Regions from separate parts of the Mus musculus genome. Here region 1 is linked to region 2. Evidence: chromatin loops called from intact Hi-C (ENCODE). Cell type or tissue: gastrocnemius. All regions are shown on one strand. Each heading gives the region's core, and the rest is flanking DNA. Links, peaks and the distances in the headings are about the cores only.

Region 1 (4,407 bases), core at 276-4,275, 67 kb after region 2:
CCATCATTAGGAAGAGAAGCCCCTTGGTCTTGCCAACTTTATATGCTCCAGTACAGGGGAACACCAGGGCCAAGAAGTGGGAGTGGGTGGGTAGGGGAGCAGGGGGGGCATAGGGGACTTTTGGGATAGCATTGGAAATGTAAATGAAGTAAATACCTAATAAAAAATTGGAGGGAAAAACGTTTTGCTTAATTGGGATAATTGCAAAGAAGTCATAAATATTTAAGATTACAACAGTTCTGAATGATGGTAGTGTAGAATAATAGAAGAGATGACATGTAGGATTATGGAAGTCATTCATATAGCAGAAAGTAGTGACTTGGTAAGGACACTAGTGAAAAATCAATAAATTTACACAGATATGTTAGTGACTTTTTGTTGTGTGTGTGATAAAACATTATGGTCAAAAGCAACTTATGGAAGTTGTGGGTCCCAGAGGGGGAAGCATGGAAGTAGGTAGCTGAAGCAGAAGTCAGCTATACCACTCCTGGGCATATACCCAGAACATGCTCCAACATGTAATAAGGACACATGATCCACTATGTTCATAGCAGCCATATTTATAATAGCCAGAAGCTGGAAAGAACCCAGATGCCCCTCAACAGAGGAATGGATACAGAAAATGTGGTACATTTACACAATGAAGTACTACTCAGCTATTAAAAACAATGAATTCATGAAAGTCTTAGGCAAGTGGATGGAACTATAAAATATCATCCTGAGTGAGGTAACCCAGTCACAAAAGAACACACTTAGTATGTACTCACTGATTGGTGGACATTAGCCCAGAAGCTCGGAATACCCAAGATACAATTCACAGACCACATGAAGCTCAAGAAGAAAGAACACCAGAAGTGTGTATATGTCGGTCCATCTTAGGGATCAAACTACCCATGTCTGAGTTACAGAGACAAAGTGTGGAGTAGAAACTGAAACAAAGGCCATCCAGAGACTGTGCCACTGATCCATCCTGTATACAGTTACCAAACCTAGACACTATTGTGGATGCCAACAAGTGCTTGCTGACAGGAGCCTGATATAACTGTCTCCTGAGAGGCTCTGCCAGGGCCTGACAAATACAGAAGTGGAGGTTCACAGCCAACCATGATACTGAGCACAGGGTCCCTAATGGAGGAGCTAGAGAAAGTACCCAAGGAGCTGAAGGGGTTTGCAGCTTCATAGGAGGAACAATAATAGGAACCAACCAGTATGCCCAGAGCTCCCAGGGATTAAACTACTAACCAAAGAATACATATGGAGGGACCCATGGCTCTAGATGGATATGTAGCTAGATGGGAAGAGAGGCCTTTTGTTCTGTGAAGGCTTGATGCCCCAGTGTAGAGGAATGCCAGGGCATCCAGGAAGTGGGTGAGTTGGTGAGCAGGGGAAGGAGGGATGGGATGGAGGGGGCTTTTGGAGGGGAAACGAGAAAAGTGAATAACATTTGAAATGTAAATGAAGAAAATATCTACAGAAAAAAAAAAGAGATCACACCATCAGCCTCACACAGCAGAGAGAATTAACTGGAATTGCGGCTAAGCTATACACTCTAAATCCTGCCCCCAGCAATGTACCTCCTCCAGCAAGTCTCTACCTCTTAAGGCTTCTGTCAACTTCTAAAACAGTGGCACCTGTCAGGAGCTCCAGTGTTCACATATGTGAACTTACTGGGGACATGTGTCATTAAAAAGACTATTACAGGTTTAGTAGTTTTTTGAATTTTATAATAAATGATCCTACAAATAAAGTGGAATGGTACAGGAGGTTAAAATGAATGTAAAAATTAGGAAAAATTAGTGTTTTGATTCTATTGCATGATTAAATATTACATAATTAATAGAATGACAAGAATCATAGAATATTAAAAAAATCCCAGAAACCTATTTTTTTTTTCGTTGAATATCTGGACTTTAAATTATAGAGCTGTTATTTAAGGAGTTGAGTCAGGATAGTCTTAGAAATATCAGCTGCTCTATTGTGAGTCAGCATGGGCTGCAGAAATTCACGAGTTGGCAGTGGGCAGGTGTTATGCAAAGCTAAGGTTTCATATATAGAAGGAATGTAAATGAAGGAGCAAGTTTGGATGAAGCCAGAGCTCCACAGCTCCCTTACTGGCTAGAATTCAGAAAGAGGAGACAGCATCAGAGGAGAACACGATGTGTCCGGCAGCTCAGAAATAGAATAAGAGAATGCAGTGTCAGAAACAATACACTTCTTAAAAGCAGGCCTCTGTGTTAAGTAATGTCTGAGATCTCAGCAGACTAATTGCTAATTGTGTGCAAATCCTCAAGAAGGGTTTGCAAATCAACATTAAAACAAACCCAGGTCTTGCCATTTCTTAGCATGTTTACTTCTTTTCCCTGTATCTTGTAATCCGTTCCACAATCTATAGCATCCTGATATACCTGGCTAGTCTGTGTGATAATGAACTTTAAGTATCAACTTGCTTAGCGTTTGATATCCCTGTTTGCTCAAAGGAGTCTAGATATTTCTATGAATGTATTTTCAAAGTACTTATAATCAATATATTCTGTTTTCCTCAATTTGTATGGACTTTATCTGTCAGGTGGATGCCCACAGAGCAAAGACTCATTTACTGAAAAAGAATTACATATTTCATATCTAAATTTTCTATTCTTTATATCAACACACTCCAGCTGTTGCGAATGTGCATGCTGCTGTGCAATTAGTTTTTGTTTCTTCATATAGAGAGACATACACTTTCGAAGAATACAGATACATGTAACTGAAATTACCATATTCAGCAATATATCTCGGTAATTGTATTTTTATTAATTTCAGAATTAATAAATTTCATTAAATCAACTTTATAAGAAATACTACATGTAAATTTGTAAGTTATTTTTATCATTGTTCAAAATTATTTGTGTATCTGTTTGCATGTTAGCTCAGGTACCCACAGGGTGCAGAATAGGGCAAGAATCCTCAGGAACTGGAATTACAGAAGGGTGTGAATTCTTAAGGCAACCTTATTAGTATGCAGATGTGTATATGGGAAAGAGGGAAATGAACTCTTGTTATTTCTCTCTCAATATGAAGCTTCATTGAATTCAATATTGTCAAAAGAGTTAACAAAAATCAGTTTACCATTAACTCATTTGCCATTTAATTTTTAAAAGACTTTGTTTTACATGTATGACGTTATGCTTGCATGTATATTTGTAGATCAAGTTCATGCCCTGGAACTGGAGTTATGGGGGAGGCCATATTGGTTCTGGGAATCAAACGTGTGTGCTCAGGATGAACAGTCAGTGCTCGTGGGAAAATTACAGTTATATGGCATTTATGACCCATACCATTTTTTGCTGTTTTTCCCTAGTCATAGTTGGATTTAATGATTATTTTGAGAGACATACTGTAGCTTATGCCACGTTTTTCATGTCCAAAGAAATCAAGAATATGCTAATGCAGATACAACGCCAACTAAACAAGCATTTTAGAACAAATAGCACTGCAGATCAGGACTTAAGAGATTTCTCATGAACTGATAAACTCCTGTGGGTGGCCAGGACGATATTTTAACCTGAGATGGTGGCTTTTCTCAAGACTGTAAAATGTTTCTGTGTTTTACAGTCAGGGTTTTGTTGCCAGAGATAAAGTTGCTGAATTCCATCTATTCCTGGTAAAGGCCATAATTTACTGATAGGTTCCTGAATAGCTCACATTTCTCTGATTCCTGATGATCATGAAAATTGTTGAACACAGATTCATAGGCGTTCCATATGAATGCAAGTGATTGTGAAAATCTGTTGATTACAGAGCAGACTCCATTACTGTATCCACCTTTGTGCACTCAGAATTCAGAGCTTGTGATTATGTCTTGGTACTTTCTGAAAAAAAAAAAAGAAAAAAGAAAAAAGAAAGAAAAGAAAATCATTTGCTCTACTGGGGATCTGATTTTCCTTCAGTTAGACTATTTGAACAATTTGCTAAATTTACACCAAATTGTAAGGAATTGAATTCTATAGCACCAAAAATGATTTTAGGAAAAGTTAGAAAGTGATTGAAAATGTGCAAGGTGTTATTTATTTGTCCTTTGCCCTGAAGTCATATCATGGGTCTTTTATTTTTAATCTTTAGATTATCATATATAAATCATTTTCAAGGCAACAGTTTCCTTCCTACTAAATTTGAACTAGAGGCAGTGAGGTAGAGGTGAACTTTCATTCTGAGATCATTCCCATAATGACAGGCAGTATACAGATTCTTAACAATTATGGCTCTCAATACAAATATGAGGAACCCTGAAATGAGAAAATAATTAGAATAATTTCACAAACATAAGTAACCTTACGTGCTGGACTAGAAGAGAAAAGGCATCTGCATACTATTGCTCTAGTGATCATGAATGCAGTAGATTATTTTTAGTGATTGTGACTTATATAT
Region 2 (4,407 bases), core at 188-4,187:
GTCCTGCACGATTGGAATGGAACAGAAGTTGTGTCCTAAGATCTCATGGAGAGTCCTCTAGGGACCTTGGGGGTGTCACCTGGGTGCCCAAGGTGACCCAGTGCTGGAGCTGACCAGAAGGGCCATATTAATTTTTTTAAGGACATAGTTTTGTAGTTTCAAATCTGAAACCCAGGTGTGTGTGGGGGGGGGGGGAGATGATGTGATGGTGAAATATGTCCACGAATCTTTTTACATAGCATATGTATATTGTGCTTCTATTTTTTGCTGCATTACATATAGAATCTAAAGTGTATTAGGATAGTAAGGATAGCTTATGTACAGTGCATACTTTGTAACTCTTGTGCTGTTCTAAATCTTCGGTTTATGCCATCATTACCAATGCATCCACCAGAGAGCTGTCTGAAGTTCTCCCTTTAGGAAATATTTCTATCAAGGAGAACATTTAGAAAATGTTCACGTGAGTTACACTTTTGGAAAGGATTATTTTATATGCTCCTTACAAAACACAGTAATTTCCCCTATTGCCTTAAGTTTTCCTGTTTTCTTGGTTTTCTGTAGTGTTTTCTAAGAAGGCAAAAAAAGACATTTAATTGCAAAGTATAACCTCAATGATGAAACGTTTCAAATATGTCTATTGTTATATATAATGTTCATTATTTATCTAATATTCTGATTAAATTCTCTGCAACTAAAGGAAATATAGTTTCAATTTCTTCATACAGTTTAAACTAGTACATTGAACATACAAAACATATCCTTATTAACAGTTTGAGGTAAAAGGAAATAAAATATTAGTGTAATTCTAAGAGACGTGAAGAAGTAAATATTGCCCATAAAGTACACACAGAAAATGTATGAGGCGATATTGTTTGTAAATTCCTTCTAGTTAGCAAACAAAAGTTGGAGAATATTTTTTAAACAGTACATGAAAATGAATCAGTATTCTGCCCCAAAAGGATGCTCTATGATTAGCATTTGTTATGAATGATCCCAAAATTTTTTGTTTTTACCTAGGATTCACTTATTGAATTATTGTTAAGCTGTAATAAATGCCATGAGTGCAAATGGTTTAAATGCTAAACTCTCACATCTAGAGATAATTCTTTCTTTTTCTCTCTTTCTTTTTTTTTATTAGGTATTTTCTTCATTTACATTTCCAATGCTATCCCCAAAGTCCCCCATACCCTCGCCCCTCACTCCCCTACCCACACAATCCCACTTCTTGGCCCTGGCATTCCCCTGTAAAGGGGCATATAAAGTTTGTAAGACCGATGGGCCTCTCTTTCCAATGATGGCCAACTAGGCCATCTTGCATTAGATAATTCTTTATGAGTGTAAGAAAGTAACAGGGTTAATTAAAAGTTAAAATAACTCAGAAGGGGAGCCATTGTGAGCAGCAGCAATGTGGTGAGGGTAGTTCTCAGAAGCCCAGGTTTGCCGATAGTATTTCTTTGTATCAACTTCAGTGTTTGTTTGTTTCAAGCAATAGTCATTTTTTATGATTTCTACACAATACAACACAAATAATAAATATTTTTAAAGTAACAATAATGTTATAAGAAATTTTGATCTTTAATATCCTTCAAGAATTGTATGAGGAGGCCATTTTCTTATCTGCTATGAAAGTCAGTTTCTTGGCTGAACATATATCTACGCCTGTGTGTTGGTGATTTCCCCAGACCTCCTCCTTCCAACTCACCGGGTGTTAGTGACTAAGAGACCACTAGAGGGCAGTCCAAGCACGTGCTACTGCAAAAGCTTGTGGCATATTGCTTTTCTTTTAACCGGGGGAGGGAGGGGGTGAAGAAAGAAAGAAAAAGGAAAACACTTTTCACAAATAAAAATTTATTAGAAGTTTAATTTTCTACGATAACAGGTAAATTTACTTGAAATAAATAATATGAGGGAAATAATGTATTAAAATACAAGTAAAAGTAAATTCCTTTAAAAATCTTAATCTGGAAAGTTTACATAGAAATTTCTATGTAAATCTTCTTAGATGGAGTAGCCATAGTGACATAACAGGATAGGAATTTAGAATTAGAACAACTTGCATGTACTTATGCCACATGCTATTTTACACTGTTTATATTACTTCTTTTAAGTCTGTCAAATACCAAGAAGAAAAAACACCTTACAGAAATAAAATACTTTACAGTGAGCCACTGAACTTATTACACTGTCTGTATGGATTAGTTCAGGTTTAAAAGATAGAAGGCTTATTGAAGTGACCATTTGTCAGATGTAGTGTTGTTTTGTGTTTAAGGGAAGTTTGCAGCTCTGTGGATTTATGTGAGCGAGGGCAGAATTGAATTAATAGACAATTTGTTTCTATATGAAATGTAGTTTTCATTTTAAACAATCTGTGCGCACTAGTCACATATGCCAGTTGAGTTTCATCAAATGATTAGCAGCTACTCAGTAAAACTTTGAATGTTAAAGCAGCATATCAAATGGGGAAATGGAAAGCCTATTTTGTATACTTAACAAGAAGACAAACCGTCCATTTTTAACACTCTCACTATAAGACTAGCGATCTTAGCTGTTGAAATAGGATTAGAAGGGAAGTGAAAATGAGGCAAATAGTGAACACAGAGTCAAAGTATCCCTGTTTACAGATTCCATTACTGTAGACGGCTAATGTCCTAATGAACCCAGCATAAGAGTCTAAGCGCTGATGAAAACCTTCACCAAAGTAGCAGGATGCCAAGACAACACATCGGAACCAGTAGCCTTACTGTAACCCCACTGATAAAGAAAGCAAGTCATTAAAAATACCAGTCTCCCAAACAAAACTGAGAAACAGATACAACCAAGGAGAAGGAATAACCCCCCCACATGGAAAAATCATGGAACATCAAGAAAAAGAACCAAAGAAGACATCAGAAGATGGAAGGCTCCTCCCCAAAGCCAACAGCAGACTTCACAGAACTAGTGAAAACAAGCCTAAAGTTCACAAGTGGAGCGTGTACACAGGACTGCATGTGGCCGAAGCAATGCTGAGTTACAAAGAACAAGGTTGGAGGCACCATCATACAGCTACCTTCAAAGCATGCTAGGCAGAGAGAGATAGTAACAAAAATAGCCCGATATTGCCAGGAAAACAGAAAGGAAAGCTAGACCAGTGGATTAGAAGACAGGACCCAGAAATAACACCACATGCAGACAGCTATTTGATTTTTGACACAGCTGCCAAAAACATGTGTTCTATGTATAACAGCCTTTCTCCATCAACCAGGAACTGGGTGAGCACCACTGAAAGCAGATCTCTGTCTCTCAGCCTATAGGCAATTCAACATAAGTCTATCACAGACATTCATAGGAAGCTAGAAACTTCTAATTACAAGCACAGAGAAGAGTCTTCAAAATATTGTCACTAGCAACGACTTCCTAAATAGCTATTAAAAGGCTCAGGGGGAAAAGTGAAGATTAACAAATGGGATTATATCACATGAAAACCCTGCAAGACAAAGGAACCTAGTAAGGAAATGAAGCTACCTACAGAAGGAGAAGCATTGCCAGCTCAGCTGTTCCTGAGACAGACAGAGTCTACCTAAAACACATAGCAATGTAAAAACTTAACATTAAAGGTCTGAGAAATTCAATCAACCAATGAGGAAATACTTTAAATAGACATTCCTCGAAATAGAAAACACTTGTAGCTCATTGGCAGGTCATGGACCCTGCCTGTAGCAGGTCGAAGATTTGGTTTTTTACTTGATTTATCAAGAAAACAAACAAAAAACTAAAATCAAACAAATAATAATGGTCAATGTCTTTAGCCATCGGTGAAATGCACATTAAGTTTCACTGAGATTTCATCTCATCCTGGCCTGAATATCCACTCTAAAAATAGGAAAAGAAATTAAAAAAAAAAAAAAAACATAGCAAATGCTCCTGAGGATGTACAGAAAGGAATCCTGTGTTCTGTTGCTGGAATTATAAATGTGTCCAGCCGCAGTGAAAGTAAGTATGTAGTTTAAAGAATAAAGAACTATCATATAAAAAGTGTACTACACGGATACTTATATACCCATGCTTATATCAGCTTTTTCTCTACCACCAAGGTTCAATAGTTCAAGAGTTAAAGTATACTCACAGTGGAGGTATAGGAAGACTGAAATCATTTGACGGTCAAGAAAAGGGATTGAATTGGAGTTTATCTTGTACAATAAAATACACCAGACACAGAAAAATAGTGTCATATGTTTTCTTTTATGTGTAGAAGCTCACAAATACACACACACATCACACCACAGTTGACATAAAGATAGAAGATGGACTTTACAGGAATGGGTAAGAAAGAAGGGATTGAATAGAGAAAGAATAGTGGAGAAGGTGGTTGTATTCAAAGCATGATGCCTGTATCATCTATGGAAATGTTACACACATTAGCTTGTAGAG

What was found. A loop is a pair of places that touch in the nucleus more often than their neighbours do. Peaks named below come from ENCODE experiments on the same cell type or tissue, not always from the same donor. Only the 100,000 strongest peaks of a DNase experiment are listed, where the experiment ranks them.
Region 1: a loop joins it to region 2, with 5 times the contacts of the local background. A loop is called at or near these places in 13 of 42 quality-filtered maps.

The regions. Positions count from the first base shown.
Region 1 is chr14:106,505,044-106,509,450 of GRCm38, forward strand. The region is part of intron 3 of Gm29871 (a long non-coding RNA gene); the gene reads left to right. Among named protein-coding and RNA genes, the nearest start is that of Gm29871, 20 kb to the left of the region's middle. In gastrocnemius, for the core only: no CTCF peak of the experiment used is centred there; no DNase peak of the experiment used is centred there.
Region 2 is chr14:106,437,771-106,442,177 of GRCm38, forward strand. All of the region lies in intron 2 of 1700128A07Rik (RIKEN cDNA 1700128A07 gene), which reads right to left. Among named protein-coding and RNA genes, the nearest start is that of 1700128A07Rik, 47 kb to the right of the region's middle. In gastrocnemius, for the core only: a CTCF peak has its summit at 1,727 (motif pointing right); a DNase peak (open chromatin) is centred at 1,727; H3K27ac peaks cover 646 bases.